Linked DNA regions of Homo sapiens: all the other regions are linked to region 1. The links are chromatin loops, found by intact Hi-C in ENCODE. Cell type or tissue: A673. All regions are shown on one strand. Region 1 overlaps ME1 (malic enzyme 1). Region 2 overlaps ME1 (malic enzyme 1). Region 3 overlaps SNAP91 (synaptosome associated protein 91).

Evidence for each region. Hi-C counts contacts between places; a loop is a spot of excess contacts. Peaks named below come from ENCODE experiments on the same cell type or tissue, not always from the same donor. Only the 100,000 strongest peaks of a DNase experiment are listed, where the experiment ranks them.
Region 2: a loop joins it to region 1, with 6 times the contacts of the local background. A loop is called at or near these places in 2 of 110 quality-filtered maps.
Region 3: a loop joins it to region 1, with 2.2 times the contacts of the local background. A loop is called at or near these places in 5 of 110 quality-filtered maps.

Annotation. Positions count from the first base shown.
Region 1 is chr6:83,219,001-83,224,000 of GRCh38, forward strand. It overlaps ME1 (malic enzyme 1), which reads right to left. Exons shown (of 14, transcript NM_002395.6): 12 at 4,760-4,933. Among named protein-coding and RNA genes, the nearest start is that of RWDD2A, 28 kb to the left of the region's middle. In A673, a CTCF peak has its summit at 3,071 (motif pointing right); a DNase peak (open chromatin) is centred at 3,111; H3K27ac peaks cover 3,202 bases.
Region 2 is chr6:83,367,647-83,372,646 of GRCh38, forward strand. The region is part of intron 3 of ME1 (malic enzyme 1); the gene reads right to left. Among named protein-coding and RNA genes, the nearest start is that of ME1, 61 kb to the right of the region's middle. In A673, no CTCF peak of the experiment used is centred here; DNase peaks (open chromatin) are centred at 1,965, 2,225, 2,625 and 3,045; H3K4me3 peaks cover 571 bases; H3K27ac peaks cover 5,000 bases.
Region 3 is chr6:83,590,316-83,595,315 of GRCh38, forward strand. It overlaps SNAP91 (synaptosome associated protein 91), which reads right to left. Exons shown (of 30, transcript NM_001242792.2): 17 at 4,059-4,166; 18 at 3,163-3,426; 19 at 2,867-2,944; 20 at 2,631-2,702; 21 at 2,140-2,223; 22 at 896-979. Among named protein-coding and RNA genes, the nearest start is that of PRSS35, 80 kb to the left of the region's middle. In A673, a CTCF peak has its summit at 2,676; a DNase peak (open chromatin) is centred at 2,656.

The sequences.
Region 1 (5,000 bases):
TAGCATATGTTAGGTATTTAATTAAAAGAATATTAAAAGAATGAGTGAACTGAAAGTTATGGGCTCTTACCGAAATGGCACTAAGAGAAACAAGAGGGAGAGCTGGTGGAGAATGATTTAAAACAATGACTGGGGCAAAATAAAACCATTTTATGTTAATTGCTCCACTGAATTGAAACTTTTAAAAAACTTTATTAATTCTTGTTGTTCTGCAAAGGAGATGTGGCAGATTTAAATAATAATTTCTTAGATGTTAAAGCAAAAACTTTTCTGGGTGTCAGGTATTGGTATTTAATTGGATAGAACAAAATGAATAGCACAATGTTAAAAAGATGTCAGAGCATGGTGGTTGAAGGCTCAGGCTCTGGTGTGAGGTAGACCTATGTTTGAATTCTAATTCCATCAATTACTGTCTGTTTTGTATTTGGGCAAATTAATTAACCTTTTTAGACCTCAGTTTTCTCATCAGTAATACAGGACTAATAATACTTCCTAATTCATAAGGATTGAATGAAATAAATGCCAGCAAACAATTTACCACAGACAGTGTCTGTCAGAAAAGTATTCAATTAAACTTAGCTATTTTGTTTTATGTATGTATGTATGTATGTATGTGAAACAGGGTCTCACTCAGATTGCCTACGCTGGAGTGTAGGCAATCTCCCTTAGCTTGGGTGATTCTGCCGCCTCAGACTCCCGAGTAGCTGAGACAACAGCTGTGTGCCATCATGCCCAACTAATTTTTTTTTTTTTTTTTTTGTATTTTTAGCAGAGATAGGGTTTCACCATGTTGGCCAGGCTGGTCTCAAACTCCTGAGCTCAAGCGATCCACCTACCTCAGCTTTCCAAAGTGTTGGGATTACAGACGTGAGCCACTGCATCTGGCCAGCTATTTTGTTTTAAAAAAGAACCAATAGGCAGCCCACATGGCCAAATGGAAGCAAAATAGCTTCTGGTGTCAGATCTGGCTCTACAGTGTATAGATTGTTAGCTATTTGATTTGGGGGCAAGTTCTATAACGAATCAACTTCAAGTTTTTTCAACTATTTATATGACATAATATGTGTATTCCACCTATAAACACCAGGACACTGCTGGCATTCAATTTCATTGTTTCTTCTCTAGGATGTCACACAAATGTCATTTTAAAGAGATTGGAGACAGTCACAGGATAGCTGAGTAAAGAAGAATCATTCTGAATCCTTACTCTCCATGTGTGACTGTCCATGATGATTATCTAAAGGGTCCTCTGAGCAGATATCAGAAAGGAGTGGAGCAAGGCAGATGAGAAGACACCAGCCTGTGATTCAGGAGAAGTGGTGTGAAGATAGGAGGCTGAGATTTGTCTCCCAGGTGTGAACAGGATGTGAGGAGTCTATTCCCAGGATACACTACAGACCACACAGGGCCAGGAGGGCTGATCACCAGAGGTCCAGAAGACTGTCTATAGTGCCAGGAAAGCCAAAAATCTCTTCATGATATAAAAATGTCCAGAAATATTCTTTGAGATTGGTGCTAACCCATGACATTTCTAGTTCCATAAGAGATTCAACTAGTATTTTGACAATAATCCTAACAGTTATTAAATTTGTGGTTGCAAAACAAAATATTCAGAAATATCTCCTATATGTTACTTTTGTTAACTACAAAATATAATCTAGACAAGAAGTACTTTTCTTCTTTTTGGGGCCATCTGGTAGTGAACGTTTGTGGTATTGTATTTATTCCTCTTGCTAAGATACATGACTCATTCTATTTAATCCTATTCAAAAAGTATTTACTAATTTTCTGCTTTGTGCCTAGCATGGTGCTAGATACTACTGAAGTTTTAAAAGAAGTATATGGAAGACTCTCTGTCTTTAAAAAAGATAATCTACAGGCCAGGCGCGGTGGCTCATGCCTATAATCCCAGCACTTTGGGAGGCCGAGTCAGGCTGATCACAAGGTCAAGAGATCGAGACCAGTCTGGCCAACATGGTGAAACCCCGTCTCTACTAAAAATACAAAAATTAGCTGGGCGTATTGGCATTGTGCCTGTAATCCCAGATACTTGGGAGGCTGAGGCAGGAGTATTGCTTGAACCAGGGAGTTGGAGGTTGCAGTGGGCCAAGATCACACCACTACACTCCAGCTTGGCAACAGAGCGAGACTCCGTCTCAAAAAAAAAAGATAATCTACAATTTAGTTATAAAGGCAACACCTAATCTTTTACAATAGGAAGCTCTCAGGAGTGTATCATAACCAGAAATAAAATTAAATGTCAAAGTGTGTAATAAAGACAGTCATGGCTACGGAGAAAGATCAAGATGAGCTAGACTTGTCACAAAAAGATTCCAGGATGTGGTGGTATTTAAGCAGTACCCTAAAGGAGAAGCTTAGATCATTGGAGAATAATTCTCAGGTCTTTCCAGACAGGATAAGAGATAAAGCAGTTACACAGGCATACATATGCATGGTGTGTTTGAAGGCTATGGGATGAGGGAGAATGAAAAGAATGTCAAGCTTCTAAGCTTTGCTGCCTGCTTGGAAAGGGGGTATCACTAATAAAAATGTGAATGCTGACAGTGAGGAAAGATAAGGAAGGCTTTCATAATGTTGTGTTTAAGGACACAGTAGGGCATGTCTGTGGAATTACCCAACAGGCAACTGGAGATATGGAAAAAGATGAGAATAGAGATACACAGATTTGGCCACTACTAGAATGAAGATAATAGAAATGAATGAATGAATGAGATCTTTGAAAGCATAAGAAAAAGAGAAGAAAAAACTGGTAACAAAAAATGAATGCTAGAAAAAAAACTCTTACTTAAAAGGGAGATGAAAAGGAGACAAGGAAAATAATGAGTGGGACATAATTTAGATGATATAAAAAACAGGAATATTGTGTTGAAGCCTAAGAGAAAACCAGTAGAAAGGCCAAGAGATGCAGCCAGAGAGATCACTAGCTATGATAAGAATTAGTGATGTGGTATGTTGACAACACCACATTTTTTTTTTCCTTCAAAGTGTTTTTTGGTAGTGATTATTACTTTTCTTGGAGAGTAAACTGAAAATATTTTTCACGGAATTTGTCACTAGAGGGTGCTAGAGTTATTTAAGAAAGAAAACACTGACTACTGCAGGTAACCAAAACTCTGATGTGCCTATTCTAAAAGACAATGATTACATTTTCCTTAATGCAAAAGCTACTTTTACATGCTCTCTTAGTAATTAGACATCCATTTATGTTTAACAAGATTTTCTGAGTTAAAGAAAACCTGTGACATCAGCTGGCATGCTTTTTAATGCAGTGAAGAAAACGACAGGAGAACATTATTGCTTCCAAGCATCTGTTCTCATAGAATGACACCGGGTGCTAGCCACCAAGATTATGCTCCTTTAGATCACATCAGTAACATAAGAATCTTTGTCTACATTCTTGGGGTTCCTCTTCACAATGGAAAAAATATTTGCAGGATAAAAATATTTGAATATCAATCAAGTTCTTTGGATCAGTTCAGCTGCAAAGGTTTAATCGTAAGAAAAGAAATTCACTCAAGTTTCTCATCCATAAATGGTTACCTGTTCAAATCTGAAACATGATATCAACCTGATGAACATCAACCTGATGATTATCAAAAAGCTCATGATTTTATAAATATATGCCCAATCACCGTATCATCCTGCTGAGGCTTGGGAGGAGGAGGGAAACTGATAGGAACATGCAGCTCATGATATCTCTTGTGCCAGGAATTATCAAAGTCCTTTGTCTCTGACCTAAGAGTTTCATGTCTTCTGTCAATATCTATGAAATTGTGGCTAACTTGTTAGCTTGCAAGTAGAGTAAAATCTCAGATCTTTCACAGTTTCATGACAGTACAAGATTCCCCAGTGGGCCTGCTTTGTGATGTTCTGAGAATCTTTCCTCAAGGCCCAGACAGAGCTCACTTCTCCTATTCTTTTAATGATTTTATAAACAACTAATTTCCTATTTTGATCTAATTTCTGCTTAAATACTAGGGTGGTTTCTGTCTCCTGTACTGAACCCTGAATAATAAACATGTCCACTATACCATATCAGACTTTCACTTTAAACCTTCAAAATGCCATTCATTATTAAGCACTGTTCTCAACAGGGAAATATTTACCACTTAATCATCATTTGGAAACAATTTTGTTTTTGCTTTTTTTTAGGTAACAATCTAGCTCTGTAGCCCAGGATGCAGTGCAGTAGTGCAATCGCAGCTCACTGCAACCTCTGCCTCCTGGATTCAAGCAATTCTCCTGCCTCAGCCTCTTGAGTCAGGGGGGATCACAGGCACACACCACCATGCCCGGCTAATGTTTGTATTTTTAGTAGAGATGAAGTTTCACCATGTTGGCCAAGCTGGCCTCGAACTCCTGGGCTCAAGTGATCTGCCTGCCTCAGCCTCCCAAAGTGCTGGGATTAGGGGCATGAGCCACCACACCCAGCCCTGGAAACAATATTTTTAATTGTCCCATCACTGTCACAGAACTTGATCTGATGTGTGAAGACACAAAAATGTTCCTCTTAAGAAATCAAAAACACAATTTTTCTAATGACTACTGAAGAAGAACCTTTCGTTTGTGAGTCAGTATGAACATGCTACCCACCCCTTATACTCCACTGGGAAGTTCTTCAGACTTTACTTCTTTCAGAGAGTAAGCTGAGATGCTAGATAAATAAAACATTAGACAACCTAGGCTGAGCACACTTGGTATTTTAAACCCTTGGTAAACTTAGAGGATTTTACAATACCTCAGCAGTAGTGAGGAAAATATTATCTGTGATCTGCCTCAATCCACACGCCACAACACCAAGAGCAACTCCAGGGAACACATAGGAATTGTTGCCTTGGCCAGGATATAGGGTCTGTCCATTTGGAAGAGTGACTGGATCAAAAGGACTGCCACTGGCAAAAATTGCACGTCCCTACAACAAAGACACATACAACTCACTTTAAAAAGAAGCAGAATATTTTAAAACAAATGTATCATAA
Region 2 (5,000 bases), 150 kb after region 1:
TTTCTTCTGCAGCTTCCTGACTTCTCTCAGCCTTCCCAGAAATGAAGAGAGTTAGGGCTTGCTCTGGATTAGGCTTTGGCTTAAAGGGAATGTTGTGGCTGGTTTGATCTTCTATCCAGACCATTCAAACTTTCTCCATATCAGCAATATGGCCGCTTTACTTTCTTATCGTTGGTATGTTCATTGGAATAGCACTTTTAATTTCATTCAAGAAGTTTTCCTTTGCATTCACAACTTGGATAACAGTTTGGCACAAGAGGCCTAGCTTGCAGCTTGCCTTCCTCACTAAGCTTAATCATTTCCAGATTTTGTTTTAAACTGAGAGATGTGTGACTCTTCCTTTCACCTGAACACTTAAAGGCCATTGCAGGGTTATTAACTGGGTTAATTTCAACACTGTTGTGTGTCTGGGAATAGGCCCGAGAAAAGTGAGATGAGAACTGCTGTCAGTGGGGCAGTTGGAAAACACATATTTATGGGTTAAGTTTGCAGTCTTATATGGGAGCGGTTCATGGTACCCCAGAATAATTACAATACTAACATCAAAGATCTGATTACAGATATAAGATCACTATAAAAGTTATAATAATAACAAAATTATTTGAAATATTGTGAGAATTATCAAAATGTGACACAAAGATACTAGATACAAGTGAACACATGCTATTGGAAAATGGCACTGATAGACTTGCCCAATGGAGGATTGCCACAAACCTTCAATTTATAAAAAACAAAAAAAAATTATCTGCAAAGCACAATAACATGAACAAAAATTAAACGAGGCATGCTTGTACTAATAAGCTTGGTTTTAGTTTCCTATTAAATATTTCCACATGTTTTGCATGTGATTTAAATATTAACTATAAATTACATTACTTTTATGGTCACTTTTATGGCCACATTTCTAATTTTTGTTGCATTTAGTCCACTAACTTCAAAGGAGTCAAATGTTATCATATAATAAATTAAAATGCCATATAACTACATGCATTGATCTCACCATTTACAACATGGATTTACAAAACTAACACATTACAATTTACTGAGTAGACCCTATCATATTTTTTGGCTTCTTATTAAGAAAGGCACTGGATAAAAATAGGAGTTTTAGTCATGGCTATGAATCCTTAGAACAGTCAGTTATCTTCTCCAGACTCAGTAATTTAGAGATAAGAAGAGCTGGACCTAGAATATTCAGTAAGCTGAGACTCAATATTCTCTGGGTCTATGATATTGTCTTTCCCAATCCTGAACTTGCCATAGAAAATTTTCCCATTTTATTTTCATTTCCCTCTGCAATATTTGCTAGCAACCAGAGAACTGCAGGAAAGTTGAATGAAGAAATCCTCCTTCCAAAGAAAATAGACTTTATTATTATTAATATACTTTAAGTTCTGGGATACATGTGCAGAATGTGACTTTTAAAATAAAAATAGATATATATGCTTTAAAGAATTTTCTCCTGTAATTTTTTCCCACTCTTCCTTGTACTTCCAGGCACACAGTTAAGTGTCAGGTCATGTGGGTCATTACATGAAGAATAGGGTGATGAATGGGAGATCAAAGACCTAACTAACTGTTGGTAGCCCAAAGAGGACATTTCATTGGAAATTTCTTTTCTATTACTGACACTGAACTTACTGTAGGCACTCTAAATGTCTACTGAAGTGAACTGAGGTATTTGTTCCATAATTTTTAAAATATACTTTATTTAAGAGGGTTTTGGCCTAACAGATTAAAGTAACTCTCTAGTTTTTCCAAGTCAATGACCTTATTTTCTCCCTTTACCTAAGTGCAAAATCTCCCACCATATAATAAAAATACTATCCTTACTAAGATGGATATAACACCTTCCATTTTCAAATGACTGGTAGAAAAATGATCCTTCTATCTTCTAAGACCCAGAGAGGTTGAGATTGGAGTGAGCCATGATCATGCCACTGCACTCCAGCCTGGGCAACAGACAGTGACCTTGTCAGAAAAAGAAAAGAAAAGAGAGACAGAGAGAGGAAGGAAGGAAGGAACGAAGGAAGGAAGGAAGGAAGGAAGGAAGGAAGGAAGGAAGGAAGGAAGGAAGGAAATAAATGAAATCCAATCCATAGAAAACGATTTTTTTATAACAACTTGAGAGGAAGGAATATATTCTTTCTCGGTTCAAAACTTGACAGTCAACTATATCAAAGTCCTATATATTTCCAATCAAATTAACTTTGGTATAATAAGATTTAAACTGATTACAGAGAATTCTTAAAGGGTCATGAAAGAACAGTAAAGATGATTCAATGTTTTAAAAGACAACCCTTTAGGGGTTCCTTTAGGAAAGGTTTTAAAAGGATGCAGCGGAGAAGATATGAAGAGAAAAAGATAATAGTTCTTAAATATTTATAGAATTATTGCAAAGAGTTTAAGAATCTACATCTCAATCAAAAATAAAAACTTAGGTTAAATACAAGTGATTCAGGCTAAAATTTGTAAAGACCGTTACATACTAAAATGGATAAAGTTAGGAAGATATGTTCATACTTTTCTGTGACATTAGAATTAAAGAAATGAAGTAGCTGACAAATCCCTGTCTTTCTCAGTCTGTACTGTAATTATTTCAAGATACTATATGGTGAGAGGAAAAGGCATAATAAATTCTACAGCTTAACTTTGCAGGAAAAACAGTCAACTTTACTTACACTGTGTTCAATCCCGTATGTGATAACTTGCTTGCTTTTTCTAAACTCCCTTTCAGTAAAGAAGGTGGCAAAGGTACCATATTTAATGGGACAGATGACAATTGTTTGAATATGACATAATAGAGAGGAAAACGAGACAATTTGAAATGAGGATTGAAAAACATAGAAATATCCATAGAATGATAAACTCCTATGCATAAAAAGCAACTGCATAAGTACCAAAGGCTTGCCAAATATCCATCCTACTCATCCTGCTTGAGTTAGCAAATTCTATCAAATAGAATAATTACTTAGTCTCACATTTAGACTGGTATCTCAGGTTTCTTTCCAAACATTACAAATAACAGCAATGAAGTAAAGGGGAAAAAAGCACTTCTCACTGTTAAATGAAAATATATACATCCTATCCAGCATTTACTGGCAACGCAAAGAAAAAATATTTCCATTACTTAATGTCTAGGGAATGACAGTTATATCCAGGGCCAATATAAACTGACTATGCAATGGGATCCAAGAGCGGAAATAGGAGAGACATTCTATGATGGAAGTGCACCAGAATGACTCCATGCTTTTATGCAAGAAGTCAAAGGCATAAAGCACAAAAAACATTAATGAAGAAAAAGAGGATACGGTAGAATTCAATTACCTCTAAACATATAACACTTTACTTAGACCATTAAGATTTGCCCCAATGTTCACATGAAATTTACCTGTGCTGGCTCAAGATCTCATGTCCCAAATCTTTAGGTAATCTCTATCATTAATACAACTTTCATTAATCATATTGTTGTTGCTATAAACTTTCTAATAATTTCATTTATAATTTATTCTAAGAATTTTATTATTGTTTCTCTGATAAAACAGCATTCTTGAAGAGCAATAGCTTCTTAGTTGAAGTTTTATTTTCAAGTTCCTTTCAAACTGCTACTAAAGTAAATCCTACAGCCTTGACTTAGCCTTTATCCAGAAGTCTTTCCCTTTGCTGATCTTTACATTGGAAGTCTACATTCTTGCAGATTAGTGTATCTAAACCCAAAACTAACTGATCAAACTATTCAATCAATCAGTCTCATTTCCTATTCTAATGTTTTGGAAAACTGACAGAGACTCACATGCATATGCTGAAAACTGTAGGAATAGGCCTATATAAACCTAAACAGAAAAACTGCTGTTTGTTCACAGGCCTTGTTGCCGGGTTTTTCCTTTTCAGAGAAAAGAAAATGTATCAACAGAAAAATATAAGCCATACAGACAGACTTGGTATACTGCCAAATACAGTTCAAGCAAATTCTTCTGATATGAGGCAGTTTTCCAAAGAATTTTCCAGGGGAGGTTGCTACTGCTGGGTACTAAGAAAACGATCCCTTCAATTCTACTCTATAAACCAAATAATGCCCATTTTCCCTCAGATCTAGATCACCTCTGCACAAATTCAAATTTATGCTACTACTGAAAATCTGTCACTAGTTTCCTTCAAGTCTAGCACGAGTGAGAAATATGTTTTCAAAAATTATAGCTGTACTATTATCATATCAATAAGACTTGGTTCAGAATAGAGTTCTCAGGGTACTTCCTTTGGGGTGTTGTGCCTGAATTCCAGTTCTCTCTGGTTTAGGGGCCCCTCCTGTATGATTCCATGGCACCCTATATTCTCTTATCATAGTGTTTATCACGCAATATTATAATTGCTTGTTTGTCTCCTCTGTTAGATCATATGCTTCATGCAACAAACCATTATGTCTATTGTATTCATTATTTTATTCCAATGACCTAATACAGTGTCTAGCAAATAGTAGCTGAGGCATATTAAAGATGATCACAAATCCTTTGACACTTCTCCCGTAGAGAAGTGGGGTCGATGTCTTCTCCTTAATTTCAGACAGCCTCTGTAACTGCTTTGACCCATAAAATATGACAGAAGTAAGGCTGTGCCAGTTTCCAACCAATTCTTAAGAACTATCAGCTTCCACTTCCTCTCTCTTCAAACATTTACTCTTGGAACCCCAAGACTGACTGGGGTATGGTTTGAGAGACTTTCCTAGGACAACAAAAGCATCAACAGTTTTAATTTAATCAATTTCTAGATATTTACCTTTCATATCTCTCTTTCCTAAATTTGATCTGCCAAGACCTAGTGTGGTTCTCCAAGATTGATCCACTCATGTGGATTCTCCATTCCCTAGCTGCTTTAATACTAGACTTTCTTCTCTCTTACAAAAGAAAGACACCAAATTATCTATCTCAAGTTGCTATTGGCATTGTCCCGAGGTGTAAAAACCTTTGGGATTTTACTGGATTTGGTGAGGTAACTTACACGAC
Region 3 (5,000 bases), 370 kb after region 1:
AATAATTTCTAGGTCAAGGCTATCACTAAGCACACACTTTGTCTTGCTCCCAAGGAAGACCAATACTTGGCTTTTACTATTTTTGAGTCCTTGAACTGTTTCCTTTTATTCTATATATACTACTTGGGCCACAAGCAGTAATCCAAGGCAAACTGTACCAATCTATTTCACACTATGACCCTGTTGAGCTGAGATCACCCCATGAGTTTTCACATAGAAAAATGATCAGCTTGTTAAAAAAAAAAACAAAAAACAAAAACAGTGGTCTATGTAATAGCAGTTTTGACCCAATGGTAGGAGTCTGTAACAGTTTCTCTTGGAGTGATTCATATATTACGAAATCTATTTTCAAACATCATGGTACATTTCCCCACAACTTCCTTTAAAAAAAGATGGGCATAGACATTACAAGACAAAAATTGTTACATAAGCACATTACCCTTTAAATAATTTAAAGGAAACATGTTGGCTGAAAATAAGGCAGATTTGGAGCATACAAGAAGCCACAAAGGTGGCTTGTATACAGCTGCAACTTTAAGACCCTGAGAAATAATCAAACTTCTATCGTACAATGACTGAATTTTCAATTTCATGTCTTTTAAAATTATTTTTTAAAAACAATTTCAATTTTGTTTTAGATTTGGGGGGGCAAGTACAGATTTGTTACATGGGTGTACTATGAGATGCTGAAGTTTGGGGTATGATTGATCCTGTCACCCAAGTAATAAGCATAGTACCCAACAGTCAGTTTTTCAATACTTGTCCCCTCCCTCAATTTTATGTCTTGAAAGAAAAAGAAAACATGCACCCTGCAATTTATGTAATTTTTATAATTGTTACTTATAAAAATATATCCAAATTTAACTTCTACAAAATACCATTTTAATTTAATTACCAGCTAGTAGGTCTGCCGATGCTGATGAACTAGAAGCAGCCTGAGATGCAGGTTGGGGTTCAGAAGCACTACTTCCAAATGCATCTATCCGTTATCCATTGTGCAGCGGAAAAGTAAGAAAGTGTAAAAAGTAAGTACAGTAAGTAATTTAAGTATTATGTAGAGAAATGCAGAGACATGACAGTGTACAGTGAGCTTGTCTTTTGTGGGTGTGTGAAATGATCACATGAATTGAATTATGCTCTGACCGGTTTATTCTCTCAAAAAGAGTTCTAAAATATTAACAAGTAATACCTCTTTGTAAGATTAAGGGAATTCTTTTTTTTTTCTAAGAATAAAATTTTTGGACTAAACCTTGTCATCTGTCAAAACAGAAGCAAGGTTTTAAACTTTTTACCTAAAGGTAATAAAACAGAATTTTTCCATTTAGAATTCTATTAAATGTTTAAAAAATTAATAAACTTAATTCAAGGAGCAGCAATATGATTTGTACCTACATGTCAAGGTTTAGTGTTTATCTGACACAAGTCTTGAGCCCCTAAATGTCAGACACTGCAACATCTTTGTATTCCTCATGTACGCATCATGGAATGTCCATGATGCTTCAATGTACAGGAGGTACTCAATGTGGGTTAAGCTTTCTAAGGATAGTATTTAAGCTCAAGAGCTAATTCAGTACATCTTCCTGCCCTCAGATAACACATAAAGGAAGAGGGAAATATATTTAAATCAGCAACACATTTTCCAATCCTTCTAACTCTTTGTAAGGATAGCAAAACATTATAAATAAACCTACAGAATAATGTACAACATCTAGACTTATGCTTTCAGTTTTAACTGGCTTGTTTTCATTTCTAAATTATCTATTAATAGGTCATGTTTATTTGGCTTTTAAGAACTTAGAGATGTTGATTTAGCCAACAGATCAGGATCACCAAGGAAGAACAGTTGAAGGAAATTCCAGTCAGGTAATTCTACATTAGGATGAAGAACAAAAAGTTGAAAACACCAAGTGAAAAATTATGTGTTTTGTTAGGTCATGCACTGAAAGTTATGATGAAATGATGAGGATGAAGATGATGATGACGAAGAAATGAAAATGATCTTAAAAACTTAAGTTTACATTTAAGAGACAGAATTTTATATAGCCTAAAGAAAAAATGATGAAATATAATAAAATAGATTTAAAAATTATTCTGAAGAAAAAAAGATTCCTTAAGTGTTGATGGAGGAGAAATACGCACCCCCAAAAAGGTCTATGACACCTGAAGAATCCACCTTTGCTGGCGAGGCAGTGGTTGCAGGAGATGGTGCTGCAAATGCATCCACTGCAGTGAAGCACAGACAGGAAAAAGTGCATGTCACCCAAGGGAAAAGAAAACCATGAGCCTTGACAAATGGCATCTTGGGATTTCATGGTTCACTCCAGGCAGAAAGACTGTAGACAATCTTAACAGTTAAGGAAAAGCAAACGGGTTTTAAAATACACGCTCTCCAGAACAAAATAAAATTGACTCCTTGAGGTCAGAGGTTTCAGTGTGAAAAAAATTTTCACTAGCCTTAAATTTGAAATATTAACCCTCAACGGTTGATGATGGTCCCAAGAGTGAGTTTTTCTTTTGAAGTACATTTTAAATTTAAAAGAACTCAAGAAAAACCCACATGTTATATCCTTCTCTCTATGCATTACTTCCACAAGACATCTCTGAAGTCCTGACCTTGGCAAAGCACTCACCAGATAAGAGGTCAGCAGTGAGAGAACTCTCAGGCACAGGAGAGGCCCCTTGTGGTGGAGAGGAGAAAGCATCTTCCAAAAGTGAAACAAACCAAAACCAAGCAGAGGTAAGTAGTAGAAAGCTGAAATCAAAGTCAAAAATCTAACAAATGCATTATCACAGGTGAGTACAAAGAGCTTAATCAGGAAAACATCTAAGAAACTAAAGTGAAAAAAAAGGGTTGCTTTGGTTTTACCTGTACTAAACAGGTCTATGCTAGGAGCAGCATCTGGCTTAGGCGCTGCAGCAACTTCAGGAGTGGACTCAAATAAATCTAAGACCAAGAACACACATGCCTTTACTCAACTTGAACAATAAGCCTGACACAGCATCACTTCCCAGTCCTTAATTAGCACTTTGAAGAACTCTGAATTAAGCAGCAAATGGTTTCTAGAGAACCATTTAATTACACAGTCTTCATGCAGTACATCTCAAGGATCAGAATTCAATCCACTAGACGGAAAGAGGTCGACAACAATAACAAAAAATTACCACCAAAGATATCTAGAGCAGGAGGAGCAGTGGTGGCGGTGGCAGCGGAGGTGGTGGTAGTGGTGGTGGCAGCGGCGGTGGCAGCAGTAGTGGCAGCAGCAGCAGCTGCAACGGCAGGAGCAGGAGAAGGAGCAGTTGCGGGAACTGGAGGGGCTGTGCTAGCTGTAGGGGTAACTACAGGAACACTGGTCTCAGGTGGCTTCATTGCAAAGAGGTCCAGCTCAGGTGCAGCCTCTGCACTACCTTCAGACGGGGCAAAGGGGTCTTTTGGAAAGGAAAGTGGAGACACACACAGCATCAGTAAGGAAAGAGACAAGAGACAGCATCATAACTATGGCAAGAGACACCTTATACAGATATTTACACACTAGCTAGGTGTGAGGCTCCTTGGATTTAACTACTATCCTACTGGCAGGGGTTAGTGATTAGGATGTTTTTCTAAAGAAAAAGGAAAACTTAGTAGGTACCACAAGTTAGCAAACTAAAGCATTTTGCAAAGTGCCGTAAGATTAACCTACAGTCTAGGATCAGAGATTGCTATCCTTCAAATCTTCACTTTATTTGGTCAATCTGGTAGCTTTGAAAATTCATTAAAACATGCCAATATATTTGAACTCAATGTTACAAAAGAGTACAATATAGCATTAGAAAAAAAAACATTAAGACAGCATACTTGCACTGACAAAAATTGTCAATCTTAAGAAATTGTCAATTTTGATAAGTATGTACTTCATTGTCTTAATGTTTTAAATGCTGGCATTATTTATTTAGTTATGATGAATGATACTTTACACTCAGAAGAAAGTAAAATTAGAAAAACATATGGCCTCTTCTAACTACGGGGGTTTTACATTAGGACAGAAGAATAACAGACTGGCTAATGACTTTAAACCCACCATTTCCTGAACATGCATCAAGTGCTGCTGCTACAGGGGTTGGGGTAGCTGGTGCGGCGGCCCCTTCGGATGCTGCAGGGGCCTCCCCAGGAGAAGCTGCAAAGGCATCTTGGGTGCGGTTTTTAAAACAGCAGAAATTAAAAGAATAAAAAGAGAAGAAAATACAGTAAAAGAACCAAGTTAAATTGTGAAGAAGGCTCCCTTATACAACATGAATTTTTAAAAATGCATTTTTATGGCCCATGCGCTGTCGGTGGTCACAAAACAATTATTCTTTGCACACCTTCATGTTAGTTAACATGCAAGTGATACAATGTTGATACTGCTGAGGCCTAATAGGATCCAAAAGGTAATGAGATTCTCATTGTATAAGGGCTCTGAGAAGCATGTTTTATGTATCATTAGAAATTAATGGATGTAAAAATTAAAACAAAAAATATTTTTATTATGTAATTTAAGACATTAAACTTTCATGTCCAGGTAACACTGATTCACTGTTATTAAAATGTCCCTGTCTCATAGTTTCTAGCAAACATAATATCTTCTTTAATGCCAATAAAATTAAATATACAATGGCAATGTAAATAATTCTAGTTTTAAGATTTTTTATAATCTAGTACAGGCAAAATTACAGTGTTAACATGAAAGGTTTACTAAGCATTCCTAAGTGTTAAGTCTTCACTATCCCTGAAAAGCATTTTCAAACATAACCAATAATTTTACTAAGGTTTACTAAGCATTCCTAAGTGTTAAGTTTACTAAGGTTTACTAAGTATGAGAGTATGAAACACTCTTACTAAGTTTACTAAGCATTCCTAAGTGTTAAGTCTTCACTATCCTTGAAAAGCATTTTCAAACATAACCAATAAGTTATTTTAAAGACATAAAGAGATAAAAATAGGGTATGATACCATAATGCAATTATATTTTTCTAGTTATTTG